Regions from separate parts of the Homo sapiens genome. Here region 1 is linked to region 2. Evidence: read pairs that join two places in POLR2A ChIA-PET (ENCODE). Cell type or tissue: K562. All regions are shown on one strand. Each heading gives the region's core, and the rest is flanking DNA. Links, peaks and the distances in the headings are about the cores only.

Region 1 (8,525 bases), core at 2,975-6,974, 190 kb after region 2:
AGGGTTTTAATTAACTGTGTTTAATCTTCCCCGGGAAGCAGGCTTAATGCCCGCCTGCGTGCTTATCCCGTTACCCGCTGGGTTTTCTGTTCCAGCCCAGCCAAGGACAAGTAACATTCTGGAGGAGTCTTCGCCCAAGGGCCATTAGCTGAGGGAACCTCCCTGAGCTCCTTTCCTGTCGTGCTGCTTTCTGGGAAGGTGCAGAGCCGGCCCAGAAAGCAAACCAGGGTGTGGGCAAGGGTTAATCTGGGCCCTGCCCGCCCACCCTGCCTTTGTGGAGGAGCTCCATAAATCCTGCTGGATTTAATGTTATGCAAATAACTCCAGATAAACGCACTTTTTTCTGGTTAGAGTCTCAAGATGTTTTAATGTGAACTATAGAGAAAATAAGTGTCCTAAAAACTATGAGAGCCGAAGTATTTTACGGGGAAATTATCTGTAGTGACTGCCCACTATGTGCTTACCCATGCTTTCTCGCGTCGTCGTTATTTTGTGTGGTTGTGTAAATCAGCCCTTCCCTGGTTAACAATGACCTGGGAGTTGGTTAGCCCTGGGGCTCCCTACCCCATGGAGATTCTGATTCTCTAAAACTGGGGTGGGGCTCAAATTTGCATCTTTAACAAGTACCTCTGGGGATTCTAATGCTGGTGGCCCCTTTGAGAAACAGATTTAAATGTTGCCCTAGGAGGAAGAGGGGATTTTAGGTCACAACAGAGTTCTCAGCACACTGTTTTGTTTTGTGAATTGGCATTTTACCCAATTGTCAGTCATAACTTCACTTTTATTCCCTTTCCCTGAGACTGGGTCTCGGCCTGTCACTCAGGCTAGAGTGCAGTGGCGTGATCACAGCTCACCGGAGCCTCGGCCTCCCAGACTCAAGCAATCCTTCTGCCTCAGCCTCTGGCGTAGCTAGGAGTACAGGCACTCTCCACCATGCCTAGCTAACTTTAAAAAATTTTGTAGAGAGCGTCTCACCAGTGACCCACCGAGCCTGGCCAATCATAACTTTTCTATTTCATTTTAAATGATATCTCCTGAGTTGTAAATTGGTAGACCTGTATTATTATCAGATGCCCTGGTGGGTTTAAGCAGCCTGTGATAATAATGAAGCTTTAACTTAGCTGATGAAGTCGGTTAACCAACTTCAAGCCATAACAATTCCTAGAATATTGAATCAACCTTTAGCCATCCCCCTCCTCTGAGCCACCTTGAAAAGATAGCCAGTGGAGACATTGTATTTCTAAGAAGCCATTCCGTACTTCCAAAGTTCCCCAATTTTAATGACATTGGGATGGAAATTCAAATTAAGACAAGGTAATGAAGACTGAGTTTTTGGGCTGAATTTGAGCGAAACTCCCCAAAGTTGTTTCATGTGGGACTCTGCCTTCAACACAAACAAGGACAGCTAGAACTAGGTGAGGCTGTGCATCTGAGGGCCTTGCCAGGTCTTCCCTTCTGGTTTCACCTCTAGTTGGCATCTCTCTCTAAATGGAGCTGAACAGGAGCCACCTGGAGGCTTTCCAGGTACCTGTCTGGATTGTATAAAAACAGCTAATGCTGTGCTGTGGAGGGGAGTACAGTAATTTTCAGACAGAGCTGAAATGTTTGTGGCTGTGTCTCCCAGACCATGCCAGGGCTTCCATTTCACTCCCAGGGTTAATTGGGTGAAAATGTGGGAGACACATGGCTCAAACCCACAGAAAGCTTGCAAAGATGTAGGAATCCCCAGGAGCCAGGGCAAAAAGGATGAAAGAGAAGAAGGTGTTTAGTATATTCAGGAGTCCCCACTGTCCCTCATCTGGCTGAGCAGCTCCTGCCACCACACCATGAACAGTCTTGCTGCCACCTGGCTTGGCAGCCCTCCTTCCCTCTAGCGGGTTTGCAAGGAGTCTTCAGTTTGGGGGTTACTCTGGGGGTTACTCACAGGTACAAACCCTTTCTTTAACTCAGTGGTCACTAGGTAAATGAGATCATATGATATTATAAGCCAGTTGTATGTATTGTTAATGACAGTATGCCCTGTGAGAGAACAAAGGGCCTTGGGATCTTTCATGAGGTTACTGGGTCAAATTGCCATGCGACCTAGGCCAAGTTTGGATCTTTTTTTTTTTTTGAAACAGAGTCTCTCTGTCACCCAGGCTGGAGTGCAATGGAGTGATCTCAGCTCACTGCAACCTCTGCAACCTCCGCCTCCCGGGTTCAAGTGATTCTCCTGTCTCAGCCTCCCGAGTAGCTGGGATTACAGGCACCTGCCACCAAGCCTGGCTAATTTTTGTATTTTTAGTAGAGACAGGGTTTCGCCATGTTGGCCAGGCTGGTCTCGATCTCCTGACCTTAGGTGATCCACCTGGCAGTTTGCATCCTTTTTTAAAAAACGGAGTTGGAGACTATGGCTCACTAGCTTGTGCATTTATTTATTATGTTTTTGGATGGGAAACTAACTTGGTAAGCCACTTTTTTTTTTTTTTTTTTTTTGAGATGGAGTCTCGCTCTGTCGCCCAGGCTGGAGTGCAGTGGCGCGATCTTGGCTCGCTGCAAGCTCCGCCTCCCGGGTTCACAGGATTCTCCTGCCTCAGCCTCCTGAGTAGCTGGGACTACAGGCGCCTACCACCATGCCTGGCTAATTTTTTGTATTTTTAGTAGAGACAGGGTTTCACCGTGTTAGCCAGGATGGTCTCGATCTCCTGACCTTGTGATCCACACGCCTCAGCCTCCCAAAGTGCTGGGATTACAGGCGTGAGCCACTATGCCTGGCCACCACTTCTTATTTTTAAATTGGCATAATAACTGTATATGTTTAGGGGGTACAATGTGATGTTTGGTATATACATACATTGTGGAATGATTATATTAAGGTAATTAACTTAGATACTTATGTTTTTTGTAATGATAATGTTTAAAATATTTAAAATCTGTTCTCAATACATCATTAACAACTGTGGTCACCATGCTGTGCATTAGCTCTTGAAAACTTAAGTCTTCCTGTCTAACTGAAACTTTTAACCGACATCTCCCCTTGCCCCTCCCCTGCACCCACCCCTGTCCCCAGCCCCCCGCTCCAACCCCAGCCTCTGATATTCTACTCTCTACTTCTACTCTAGTTCTCTTCTCTCTACTTCTATGAGATTAGCTTTTTTAGATTCCATATATAAGTGACATCATGTGGTGTCTGTCTTTCTGTGCCTGGCTTGTTTCACTTAGCATAATAACCTCCAGTTTCATCCCAGTTGTTGCAAATGACAGGATTTCCTTCCTTTTAAAGGCTGAATAGTATTCACCCATGCATATATGGCACATTTTGCTGTCTTGTAAACAATGCTGCAGTGAATATGAGAGGACAGATAGCTCTTTGACATACTGATTTCAGTTATTTGGGGTATATATACCCAGAAGTGGGATTGCTGGATCATGTGGAAGTTCTGTTTTTGTTTTGTTTTGTTTGAGTTTCTGTCACCCAGGCTGGAGTGCAGTGGCACCATCTCTGCAACCTCCGCCTCCCAGGTTCAAGCGATTCTCCTGCCTTATGCTCTGGAGCAGCTTGGACTACAGGCTCTCGCCGCCAGGTCCAGCAATTTTTTTTTTTTTTTTTTTTTTTGAGACTGAGTTTTGCTCTTGTTGCCCAGGCTGGAGTGCAATGGCGCAATCTCAGCACACCGCAACCTCCGCGTCCCGGGTCCAAGTGATTCTCCTGCCTCCACCTCCCGAGTAGCTGGGATTACAGGCACGTGCCACCATGTCCCGCTAATTTTGTATTTTTAGTAGAGAGAGGTTTCTCCACGTTGGTCAGGCTGGTCTCAAACTCCCGACTTCAGGTGATCCGCCTGCCTTGGCCTCCCAAAGTGCCGGGATTACAGGTGTGAGCCACCGCACCCAGCCAGGGTAGTGCTGTTTTTAACTTTCTGAGGAACCTCTGTGCCCTTGGCTCCATAATGGCTGTACTAACTTTAAGGTTGTGCATTTTAAATGAGTTGATACAGGGAAGCATCCAGGCCAGTGCCTGACTTACTGTATCCTTACATTTGGCAAGTACACATTGACTATCTGTCTTGAGCTCAGCTTTGTGCTCAGTTAAATGCAGGCCTTTCCATATGTGACAAATGAATGTGCTGACAAGCAGAGATTCGCCTGGAGTTGGCCTCCTCCCACATTTGCCTCTGAGTCTTGGCTTAGCTGGCTCTCAATATGGGGCTGGTTTTTTGTTTTGTTTTGGGAGTGTAATGTTTTATATATTTATGGGCTCAACCAACTGTGGATTGAAAATATTAGAAATAAGGCAATAAAAATTTCAAATGCAGTATAGTTATTGACATAATATTTACATTGTACTAGATATTCATAACCAATCTAGAAATGATTTAAAGTATATGGGAGGATGTTCATGGGTTGTCTGCAAATACTACACCATTTATATAAGGAACTTGAGTATCCTTGGATTTTGGTATCCAAGGGGGTCCTGGACACGCAGTCTTCCACAGATAACGAGAGACGACTGTACTTTATACAAGCATGGCAAAGAGCCACTTAATACTGTGTGACCTCATGTGAGTTAATCTCTTTGCCTTAGATTTTTAATTTGTTAAATAGAAATGATAGGTAGATACTTATGCTATACTGTGCGCATGATGAAATGCACAGATCTGAATATATGGTGAGTTTTGACAGTTGTGCACCCCAGGGTAGTGTGCATTTCTTTCTGCCCTCTTAGTTCTACAGGTCAGAGGAATCCTGCCAAGGGAGTTTTGCAAGGTCTGGCCCATAAACTCTTATCTTGTCTGCAGAAGTCAGCTGGTCTTGTCACTTCTTTCCCTGATAACCACCCCTCTTCCCTGGAGGGGTGGGGGCCTGAATCATCAGGGCATGAAGCCGTTGTGGAAGGTTCCCTCCGAAGAAATAAGGGGATTGTCTTTGCTAATTCTCTGCTATCTCTTTATCTCATATTTCTTAATACTGTTTTCTTTTTATGGTTCTTTTTGGGAAACGAGGCTCAAAAATACCCCTAGTTTTGTCTATGATTAGGGTCCTGAGGTTATTTTTCCCTTGAGCCAGGCAGTTTTAAAATGCCTGATGCCTCTTCATTTTTGCCCTTTAAAACACCAGCCTTGGCCAGCTGAATGAAACCTGGGGCAGTGGCCAGGCTGTGGACCCAGTGGAGTCTGGGGATGGCGGGAATCACCTTGGTTAGCTGAGACTTGAGGTCACAGGACAACCAGAAAGCTGAGCTTTCATGTGGTAGTGTCATGGAGCAGTGGAAACTTGTGGATTTCAGAGCCCTGCCAGACACATCCCTAAGCCCCTAAACCCCAATCCCTCACCCCTATTCAATGAGTTCCCTGAAGCTCTGGGGGTCTAGGGTTGGAGAGAGGTTAAGATGATATTTAAATTTTTTCAAACACTCTTATTTTAGGAAATGGGAAAACATGGGATCCTGGCCCTGGGCAGTCAGGGGAGCCTTAAGCTGGGGGTACTAAGTGGACAGGGGACTTAAGGGCATGATAACTGCAAGTGAATTTAAAAAGCTGTTATGTTGGAAAATAAGCCCCTCAGTTTGGATGGATAAGGTCAGAAGGAACCCAGTCTTGTGGAGCTACTACTTGGTAGTTAAACATTGTTTCATGGTGAAGGTAGAGCGAGTTCATTTACCTGCCTTAGATTAGAAACGCTGGCACTGCAGTTTCCCCCAGGACTAATTTTTAAACAGTGTGGTTAGAGGAAGGATCTTGCATAGGGCCTGGAGTTTTTTTGGTTTTTTTTTTCTTTTGAGACAGAGCCTTGCTCTGTTACCCAGGCTGGAATGTAATGGTGCGATCTGAGCTCACTGCAACCTCGGCCTCCAGGCTTCAAGCAGTTCTCCTGCCTCAGCTTCCCCAGTAGCTGGGATTACAGGCGTGCACCACCACGTCCAGCTAATTTTTGTATTTTTAGTAGAGATGGGGTTTTGTCATGTTGGCTGGGCTGGTCTCGAACTCCTGGCCTCAAGTGATCCACCCGCCTCAGCCTCCCAAAGTGCTGGGATTTACAGGCGTGAGCCTGGCCTAGGGCCTGGAGTTCTAATCCTTATTTCTTAATTAAACTGTGGCTGTTTTACCAGGTAAACAAGCCTCCTTCCCCTTCCACTTTTTTTGTCCGGTGGGGTAAGAGTTGGGTGCATTGGCTATGGATTCTTAACTTTTTTGTCAAGAACCCCTTTAAGAATCTGACCTGTGTACTTTCTCTCCAGAAAGAACTGCACGCTCAAAATTTTGCACACTAATTGAGGGGTTGCCAGGCCCTGAGATTGTCACAAGTTGTGCACACAAATTGAAGGTAGCTCCTATCTAGCTCCTAAGATTGTGTGGCTCAAAGCGTTCTTGGGGTATGTCTTCAGTGTCTTTCAAAGCAAGATAGTCATCTGTTAATTATGTATTGCCAAAAATGAAACAAAACCCCACGCATCTGGATGGTTTCAGAATTTAGGCCCTGTGGCATGGAGGTTCGTTGTCTTCCAGTCTCCCTCCGTTCCGTGCCTCTTTTCCAAAGGCAGGTAGTGGGACAGAAAGGTGTTGAGGCATCTGAGTTTAAAATACTAATCCTGTGGCAAATCTAGGGTTTTCTATAGGAGGATGTGGTGGTTAGCGGGTGAAGTTTGCATTGCTAATTGGGAATACAGATTTTTTTTTGTGTGCAATTCTCTAAAAGCAAGCATTAGGGAGGGTGAAAAGCTAAGAGGAAATTGTTTCCCAAAGGATTTTTGCAAAAGGCATTTCCCTTCCCCCTCCTCTTGTGTTTGACCTATTTATGTACTTTCAGAGTGTTGATGTCATAGTATTTCAAAGGGATATTGTATGTCTTGACTGGTAACTGCTTTTAAATAGGCCCAAAATACTCCGTCCTCCATTAATGATCAGCATGGCTCCCTCCAGGAATGGAAATTGTCAGATTGTCATAGAATGTTTTAGTCATCCTGATGACTAGAGTCATTCTCTCTCCTGCTTAATTCTCGACCTTCTTTTGCAACCACTGGAACATAACAGCAAATAAAAATAACCTTTAAGGAAGACTAGCTTGTGTAGATGAACATTCTTTGAATTTTAAGCTGAAATACTGAGTGCAGGATGGAGAGAACGCTGCTAAGCAGGGTATCTTGACCGGCTTGTTAGTGAGGGTTTTGTAGGGGGGACCATTCGCTGCCCTATCCGCCTGTTTCTCTTGTGGGATTAATCATTTCCTTTTGACCTTGTGCTCTGCCCCTAACATGTTGCATTGATCAGATCCCGAAATCTCAAGTCATTCTCCACCCCCACCACCCACCTCATTCTAATGAGACATCCTGAGGTGCAGGTTGGGGAGGGGTTTAAATAGAAAAGGTGTTCTCTATCAAAATACACAAAATGAAAAACAAATTATTATTTTTCAAAACAAGCCTCTCCACTTTCCTGTTTTGTTTTCTTATGGTTCTGTCAAGCTTTTTAGAAAGCTCCGCTTTCTCACTGTGACTATGGAAATGTTACTGGTTCAGCTTACACATTTTAAAACCTTGTGTTTCTCGGGCTGTGGGGAAAAAAGTTTGTTCTTTTTGATAAGCCTTACGTCTCAATTTCCTCCTCACTCTCACTTTTTAGAAAATTTCTTAAGTAGATGGTGAAATTTGAATTTCAGGCTACAATTAGTAAAAGAACTGAATACAGTTGGTAATAGAGTGGAATACAATGAACAAATGGCCAAGCCAATGAGGAGGATAAGGAGAATATGCAGAATTCACTGATTGGTATATTTCTCTCCTTAACTGAATCCACCCAGCTAAGTTCTTTGAAGACTTAGCGTTGTCCTCCTCACCTTTAATTAATGAAAGTGAACTGGCAAACTGGAAACTTTGTTTTTTGTTTTTGTTTTTGTTTTTTTTGAGACAGTCTTGCTCTGTCGCCAAGGCTGTAGTTACAGTGGTGTGATCTCAGCTCACTGCTACCGTCGCCTCCCAGGTTCAAGCGATTTTCCTGCCTCAGCCTCCCGAGTAGCTGGGATTACAAGTGCCCGCCACTACGCCTGGCTAATTGTTGTATTTTTAGTAGAGATGGGGCTTCACCATGTTGGCCAGGCTGGTCTCTAACTCCTAATCTCAGGTGGTCTGCCTGCCTTGGCCTCCCAAAGTGCTGGGTTTACAGGTTTGAGCCACCACGCCCTGCCTGAACTGGCAACTTTGAAAGGGTTGGGGCAGTTCTACTGTGTGACATTAATCTTGGGAAACTTAATTATTTCAAACTTAAATTTCAGGTGGCAAAACAGGTCTGAAGAGTATCAAAATTGCAAAAGAGAGAAAGGAAAGCTGATGTTATCACTTAGGCATAGCAACAGCTTTCTTTTGTGGGGTAGGCAGGAAAGGAATTTTCTGTTCACTTCCCACTTGGGAACAACTATTCAGGAGAGAGAAGTACCCAAAACCCTCTGGAGCGTGCCCGAGGGGTCCTGTGGGAACAAAGGCTCTATATTGGACCTGCTGCCAGCTTGGACCAGGCTGTTTTATGGTCGGTCCTCGGCCTTGGACCAAACTG
Region 2 (8,525 bases), core at 2,775-6,774:
CTTTAAGTAATTTTGAGTTGATTTTGGCTGGGCATGGTGGCTCATGCCTGTAATCCTGGCACTTTGGGGGGGCCGAGGCAGGTGGATCACCTGAGGTCAGGAGTTCGAGACCAGCCTGACCAATACGGTGAAACCCCGTCTCTACTAAGAATACAAAAATTAGCCGGGCATGGTGGCCCACACCTATAGTCCCAGCTACTCGGGAAGCTGAGACAGGAGAATTACTTGAACCTGGGAGGCGGAGGTTGCAGTGAGCTGAGATTGCACCACTGCACTGCAGCCTGGGTGACAAAGCAAGACTCCATCTCAAAAAAAAAAAAGAAGTGTATAGCACCTCCCCCTTTTCTCTCTCTCTCTCCTGCCAGCCATGCGAACATGTGCCTGCTTCCCCTTTGCCTTCTGCCGTGATTGTAGGTTTCCTGAGGCCTCTCCAAAAGCAGAAGCCTGTACAGCCTACAGAACTGTGAGTCGATTAAATGATTAAACTTCTTTTCTTTATAAATTACCCAGTCTCAGATACTCAGGTATGTCCTTTTTTTTTTTTTTTTTGAGACAGAGTTTCTCTCTTGTCACCCAGGCTGGAGTACAATGGCACAATCTCAGCTTACTGCAACCTCTGCCTCCTGGGTTCAAGCAATTCTCCTGCCTCAGCCTCCCGAAGTAGCTGAGATTACAGGCACCCACCACAACGCCCAGCTAATTTTTTTGTATTTTTAGTTGAGAAGGGGTTTCACCATGTTGGCCAGGCTGGTCTTGAACTCCTGGCCTCAGGTGATCCACCCGCCTTGGCCTCCCAAAGTGTTGGGATTTCAGGCGTGAGCCACCACACCCAGCCATCTTTTCTTTGAGACAGAGTTTTGCTCTGTCGCCGAGGCTGGAGTGCTGTGGTGCAATCTCAGCTCACTGCAACCTCCACTTACCAGGTTCAAGCAATTCTCCTGCTTCGGCCTCCCGAGTAGCTGGGACTACAGGCACCTGCCACCATGCCTGGCTAATTTTTGTATTTTTAGTAGAGATGGGGTTTCACCATGTTGCCCAGGCTGGTCTTGAACTCCTGACCTTAAGTGATTCACCTGCCTCAGCCTCCCAAAGTGCTGGGATTACAGGCATGAGCCACCATACTTGGCCTCAGGTATGTCTTTATAGCAGTGTGAGAACAGACTAATACACCTGCCAAGCCATGAGGTGATGCATGTGCAGCAATCCATCATCAGGCGGTGGTGGTATATATGATACGGAATGAAGCATGCCTAGAACGCATAAGTAAGTCAGATAGGCACATGGCTCTGACTTGTTCAATATCTGCTCCTCCTTTGACACCTACTCTTGCTGCATTGCTGCCCCTCCATCAATCCACATCCATGGTCTTGTGTAGACTCTCCTATGACCAGCTTTGCCAAAAAGCTCACACCTGGCTTACAGATACGTCCATACAATGTATTGACTAATGGCTACTGGACAGTGCAAATATTGTATACTTTCATCATTGTAGAAAATTCTATTAGAAAGTGCTGACTCAATTTTGCTGATTGCATTCCTTCTGGTTTATTTAACGTGTTCTTCTGCCTTCCGAATTTTCTGTAGTTAGATCTAGAGGCTTAATCAACTTTCTTTTTGTTTGGTTTTATTTTGTTTTGTTTTGTCTATTTGCTTGCTTGATTGATTGATTTTTTGCAAGACTGCTTCATATTGTGTTCTTCAATTAGGAGGCACATAACAACTTTATCTCTCATGATCAGCTATTGATGACCAATAATAGATCAATTACTCCATTAGAGATTTACATGTAGTTATATTCTAATTTTTTCATTTCTTCTTTGTGTATCAGCTGGACTACTTCTATAAAGAACACTTCCACTTCCCCTCATCTACTATTTGGTGACATAGAGGTACTGTACCAAATAGTGGCATTGGAAAGGCAGCATACATACCTGATTCTCTACTTTTATTTTCAAGCTTTCCAAATGAGTTATTTTCTACCATCCTGCAACAGTGACTAAATAATTTGTTTCAGCAGCACTATAAACTCATGAATTTACATTTATTTTATGTGTTTCAATCCATTGCATTTTTTTTCTTTTCTTTTCTTTTTTTTTTTTTTTGAGACAGAGTCTCGCTCTGTCGCCCAGGCTGGAGTGCAGTGGCGCTTTCTCAGCTCACTGCAAGGTCCGCCTCCCGGGTTCATGCCATTCTCCTGCCTCAGCCTCCCGAACAGCTGGGACTACAGGCGCCCGTCACCACACCCAGCTAATTTTTTGTATTTTTTTAAAATAGAGATGGGGTTTCACCGTGTTAGCCAGGATGGAACCATCCACTGCATTTTTTAACACTCAGATTATCTCACATTTGACCGGTGCAACCTCTTTAAGTTGATTTCTGAATACTTTTGACACCAACCTCTTTGATAGCTTCCTTGAAAGCTGCTTTGACGAGATGCTCCAGGCTTATCTTGCATATTTCATTTTCTATCCCAGACTTGGAAGCAGCCATTTTCCCCAAAGAGTCTTGATTTTCCCGGTGTGAAATGGTCTTTGAAAACCATCCTCTGGGTGCTTAGGGTGCTCATTTCTCTTTGGTTTATCACTGTTTCTAGACCTTTTCAATGGGCAGATCTGGGAAATGTAGAGAGAAGAAAAAGACCAACAACCTCATAGAAAAATGGACTAGAGATTTTAAAAGACACTTCACAAGAAAAACAAATGCAATGTCCTTTAACCATATGAAAACATGCACAACCTTGTTCATAGTAACAGAAAGTTAAACTGATTCTGACAATTTCTCATCTCCCACACTGACAAAATGTAAAAGTTCGACAACAAACTCTCTTGGCAAGTTTGTGCAGAAACAGACACTCAAACATTGCTGGGGAAATGCAAACTAGTAAAGCCTATATGGAGGAATCTGTCTATATCTAGCACAGTTACATATGAATTCATTTTTTTAACCCAGGAATCTTATCTCTCAGACTCTATCTTAGAATACCCTGATGAAAATATGAAAAGGTATATGCACATAGCTACTCATTGCAGCACAAAAGATTGTGAAAACCATACAATGGCTATAACATAAGACATGATACATCTACACAATAGAATGCTATGCAGCTATAAAAAGGAATAAGGAAGAGTTGAAGATTTTTATAAGGGCTATGAAATGATGCCTAAGATAAACTGTTTTGTTTTGTTTTTTTGAGGTGGAGTTTTACTCTTTTGCCCAGGCTGGAGTGAAACAGTGCGATCTCGGCTAACTGCAACCTCCGCCCCCACGAGTTCAAGCGTTTCTCCTGCCTCAGCCTTCCCAGTAGCTGGGATTATAGGCACCTGCCACCACGCCTGGCTAATTTTTGTATTTTTTGTAGAGATAGGGTTTTACCACGTTGGGCAGGCTGGTCTCAAACTCCTGACCTCAGGTGATCCACCCACCTCAGTCTCCCAAAGTGCTAGGATTATAGGCTTGAGCCACCGTGCCCAGCCAGATAAATTGTAACACACAAAAAAGACCTGTGGAGAAAAGCATATAGAATGCACAACATTATATCTATACAGATAGAAGGGTTCAAATATGCATGTATGTGTATATGTATATGTATGTAATCAATATATAGTCAAATCTAGAGAAACTCTAGGCTGTCTGCTTTGAGTCCTGGAACTAATGAGAAAGAGCAGTTCTCTGCTGAAGATGCCTTCTGCTAGCATGTGAACTTGAGGTTTGTGGGGGTTCATGTTGCCACTATGCGGAAAGAGATTGCCTGAGAATGAAGCCAACAGGGAAAAAGGCAAAGGTAAACAATGAAGAGGAATTCTCAACTACATTATCTGAGCAACTGAGTCTAGTCAGCTCCACCCCTGCACCTTTCAATCATGTGAGTCAATAAATTCCAATTTGCATTACAACCATAGAATCCTGAATGATAGTGTATTACAGGATATTGGAAAAGTCTTGGGCACCACTTCAAATCCTCTTCCAGAGGTGAGCTGGAGCTGGCTTCCACCAGCTTATAAGAGCCCATTGTGCACATCTTACCCCTTCTATTCAGTGACATCACATTGGCAGCTTGAAATCGACCACAGTGGGAATATGCATGTGAAGGAAATTGGCAAATGCTACAGATCAGGGCTTCCTCCCAATTTTTGGAAGCTGGTCGTTAAGCATTTACTCACACACTCCCACACTACTGTCTTGGACTCTTTTTGTTTAAGCCACTGCTACAGTGACCACTTACAGGCTTCAACCAATATCTCACCAAGTTTTTCATCTCCTGCCCTGACCCTCTCTAAACCAATTCAGCACTTACATGGAGCAACTTCTGATTAACAGGGGCAGGAACTGATCCATAACTGTTTCCCCTTCTCATCCTAACTTGGAAAGTTTTGCTGGGTTTTTGTTTTTTGTTTTTTGCTTTTTGTTTTCAAGACAGGGTCTCACTCTGTTACCCAGGCTGGAGTGCACTGGGGCACCATCACAGCTCACTGCAGCCTCAACTCCCTGGGTTCAAGTGATCCTCCCGTCTCAGCCTTTGAAGTACTGGGACTACAGGAATGTACCACCATGCCAGGCTAATTTTTAAATTTTTTGTAGGGACAGGGTCTGACTATGTTGCCCTGGCTGACCTTGAACTCCTGGCCTCAAACCATCCTCACGCCTCACCTCAGCTGGAAAAACATACTGTAGAAACACACTGAATTTCTGCAGTGTGTATACAAATTACTATCTACAGATGAATCTGAGGTTTATGATCAGAGAACAAGATACATAAGCAGTCAGTAATGCTGAAATGAATTTACAAACCGACGTAAAATTGGCTTATTCCACAGAGAGAAGGAATTCAATTTTATTACCGCCTGTTAAAATGTATCTCTCTGTGGGCCGTGACTCTTTCTATTGACCTATTGCTTTTCATTTTCTAATTTTATCCATTAGCCAGCCTCCTTCTGACCTGGAGTCAGGGTGACAGTCTTGTTTGGTGACTGCTCCACATAGCTAACTTCAACCACTGTCTTTTATTTGCCAAATTCTGAATAAAGTCAGAGGCTTATATAGTTTCTGCAGTGTGTATACAAAGTACTATCTACAGATAAATCTGAGGTTTATGATCAGAGAACAAGATTTGTTTTGTTTTGTTTTGAGATGGAGTCTTGCTTTTGTCCTCCAGGCTGGAGTGCAGTGGCGCAATCTCGGCTCACTGCAACCTCCTCCTCCCTGGTTCAAGCGATTCTCGTGCCTCAGCCTCCAAGTAGCTGGGATTACAGGCACACACCACCACACCCAGCTAATTTTTCTATTTTTAGTAGAGACAGGGTTTCATCATGTTGGCCAGGCTGGTCTTGAACTCCTGACCTGAAGTGATCCATCTGCCTCAGCTTCCCAAAGTGCTGGGATTACAGGTGTGAGCCACTGCGCCCGGCCAAGATTTGTTGATAATCTCACAAACCAAAAGTAGATTAACACTAAGTATCTTTGTGCACCTTGTTGGTTTCTCACCTTCTGTTTTCTCTCAAAAGAGTTAAATAGGCTGGGTGCGGTGGCTCATGCCTTTAATCCCACCACTTTGGGAGGCCGAGGCGGGCAGATCATGAGGTCAGGAGATCAAGACCGTCCTGGCTAACACGGTGAAACCCCGTCTCTACTAAAAAATACACAAAAAATTAGTCGGGCGCGGTGGCAGGTGCCTGTAGGCTGAGGCAGGAGAATGATGTGAACCCAGGAGGCGGAGCTTGCAGTGGGCCGAGATCGCACCACCGCACTCCAGCCTGGGTGACAGAGCGAGACTCCATCTCAAAAAAAAAAAAAAAAAAAGAGTTAAATGGAATACAAACCAGCAGGGAACTCCCACATCAGTTACCAGGGTTCTGCTATCTCTCACTAAAGCTAACAAGACTGTCAATCCCCCTCTCCCTAACCTCTAGTTTGAAAATCCCCCCTACTTTATAATACTTTGCCAGGGGCTAAACCCTTCATAGAAGACAGGTGTAAGGTACAGAGACCTTGACACATACTTCAGGCTGATAGGTGTTTCCAATCAAGAATGGTAGACGTCATTTCTGTATCTTGGCAAATGTGAATAATGCTGCAATGCACATGGAAGTGCAAATATCTCTTCAATGTTCAGATTTCTTTTATTTTTATTTATTTATTCTTTTGTTTATTTTTTGAGACAGAGTCTCACTCTGTCACCCAGGCTGGAGTACAATGGTATGATCATGGCTCATTGCAACCTCCACCTCCCAGGCTCAAGTGATTCTCCCTTCTCAGCCTCCCGAGCAGCTCGGATTACAAGTACACACCACCACACCCAGCTAATTTTTGTATTTATTTTGTAGATAGGGTTTCACCATGTTGCCCAGACTGGTCTCAAACCCCTGGGCTGAAGCAATCCACCCACCTTGGCCTCCCAAAGTGCTGGGATTTGCAGGCGTGAGCCACTGCGTCCAGCAATGTACAGATTTCAATTCTTTTGTTTTATTTTTATTTTTATTTTTTTGAGATGGAATCTCACTCTGTTGCCCAGGTTGGAGTGGAGTGGTGTGATCTCAGCTCACCACAACCTCCACCTCCCAGGTTCAAGTGGTTCTCCTGCCTCAGCCTCCCAAGTAGCTGGGATTACAGGTGCCTGCCATACACCTGGCTAATTTTTGTATTTTTAGTTGAGACGGGTTTTCACCATGTTGGCCAGGCTGGTCTTGCACTCCCAACCTCAAGTGATCTGCCTGCCTCAGCCTCCCAAAGTGCTGGGATTGCAGGCGTGAGCCACCGTGCCAGGCCAATTCCTTTGGATATATACCCAGTAGTGAGATTTCTGGATCATATGATAATCCCATTTTTAGTTTTTTGAGGAACCTCCATACTGATTTCCATAGTTGCTGTACTAATTTACATTCTCACCAATAATATACAAGGGTTACCTTTTACTCCACCACTTGTTATTGTTCTTTTTTTTTTTCTTTTTTAGGTAGGGTCTCCTTCTTCCACTCAGGCTGGAGTGTGGTGACGCAATCATCTCACTGCAACCGTACCTCCTGACCTCAAGGGATCCTCCTGCCTCAGCCTTCTGAGTAGCTGGGACTACAGGCACATGCCACTGCACCTGGCTAATTTTTAAATTTTTATAGAGATGGAGTCTCACTCTGTTGCCTAGTCTGATCTTGAATTCCTGGGCTCAAGCGATCCTCCCACCTCAGCCTACCAAAGTGCTGGGATTACAGGCCTGAGCTACTACGCCTTGCCCTCTTTTGTCTTTTTGATAATAGCCATTCTCACAGATGTGGGTTGATATCTTATCATGGTTTTCATCAAGGGATAAATGGATACAGAAAACATGAGATATATTGCAGCCATAAAAAATAATGAGTTCATGTCCTTTGCAGGGATATGGATGAAGCTGGAAACCATCATACATCAGCAAACTAACACAGAAACAGAAAACCAAACACCGCATGTTGACACTCATAAGTGGGAGTTGAACAATGAGAACACATAGACACAGGGAGCGGAACATCACACACCGCGGGATCGGGGGCAAGGGGAGGGAGAGCATTAGGACAAATAACTAATGCATGCTGGGCTTAAAACCTAGATGATGAGTTGATAGGTGCAGCGAACCACCATGGCACATGTATACCTATGTAACAAAACTGCACATTCTGCACATGTATCCCAGAACTTAAAGTAAAATAAAATAAAAATAAAAATAAAAAAATAGGCCAGGAGCGGTGGCACACACCTGTAATCCCAGCACTTTGGGAGGCCGATGGGGGTGGATCACCTGAGGTCAGAAGTTCGTGACCAGCCTGACTAACGTGGTGAAACCCCGTCTCTACTAAATACAAAAAAATTAGATGGGCGTGGTGGCACATGCCTGTAATCCAAGCTACTTGGAAGGCTAAGACAGGAGAATTGCTTGTACCTGGGAGGCGGGGGTTGCAGTGAGCCAAGATCATGCCATTGCACTCCAGCCTGGGCAACAAGAGCAAACTCCATCTCAAAAAACAAATAAATAGGTAAATAAATAAATAAGTAAAAATGTGAGATATATACACAATAAAATACTATTCAGCCCCCAAAAAAAGAAAAGAAAATTTTGTCATTTGTGGCAACTTGGATGAAGCTGGAGGACATTATGCTAAGTGCACTAAGCCAGGAACAGAAAAACAAATAACCCATGATCTCACTTGTATGTGGAGCTAATAGAAGTAGAGAGTCGAATGGTGATTACCAGGGGCTGAGGGGAGGGAGTGGAGAGGGAAACAACTGTTAATTGAAGGGCACAAAGGTTCAGTCTGGCAAGAAGAGTAAGTTCTAGTGAGCTACCCCACAGCATGGTGACTATAGTTAATAATAGTGGATTATGTCTTTCAAAATTGCTCAGTGAGGAGATTTTCAGTGTTCTTATCACAAAGAAATAAGTATGTGAGGTGACGGATATGTTAATTAGCCTGATTTAATCATTCTACAATGTATTCATGTTTCATAACATCACAGTTTACCCCATAAATATATACAGTTATTATCAGTCAATTAAAAATGAA

What was found. Peaks named below come from ENCODE experiments on the same cell type or tissue, not always from the same donor. Only the 100,000 strongest peaks of a DNase experiment are listed, where the experiment ranks them.
Region 1: POLR2A ChIA-PET joins it to region 2 with 5 read pairs; 2 of 35 experiments call an interaction of 5 or more read pairs at or near these places.

What each region holds. Positions count from the first base shown.
Region 1 is chr3:32,843,619-32,852,143 of GRCh38, forward strand. The region is part of intron 1 of TRIM71 (tripartite motif containing 71); the gene reads left to right. Among named protein-coding and RNA genes, the nearest start is that of TRIM71, 30 kb to the left of the region's middle. RefSeq lists enhancers at 48-643, 3,687-4,267 and a silencer at 3,919-4,213. In K562, for the core only: no CTCF peak of the experiment used is centred there; a DNase peak (open chromatin) is centred at 4,823; H3K27me3 peaks cover 772 bases.
Region 2 is chr3:32,653,848-32,662,372 of GRCh38, forward strand. No RefSeq gene overlaps it. Among named protein-coding and RNA genes, the nearest start is that of CNOT10, 27 kb to the right of the region's middle. In K562, for the core only: no CTCF peak of the experiment used is centred there; no DNase peak of the experiment used is centred there; H3K27me3 peaks cover 1,588 bases.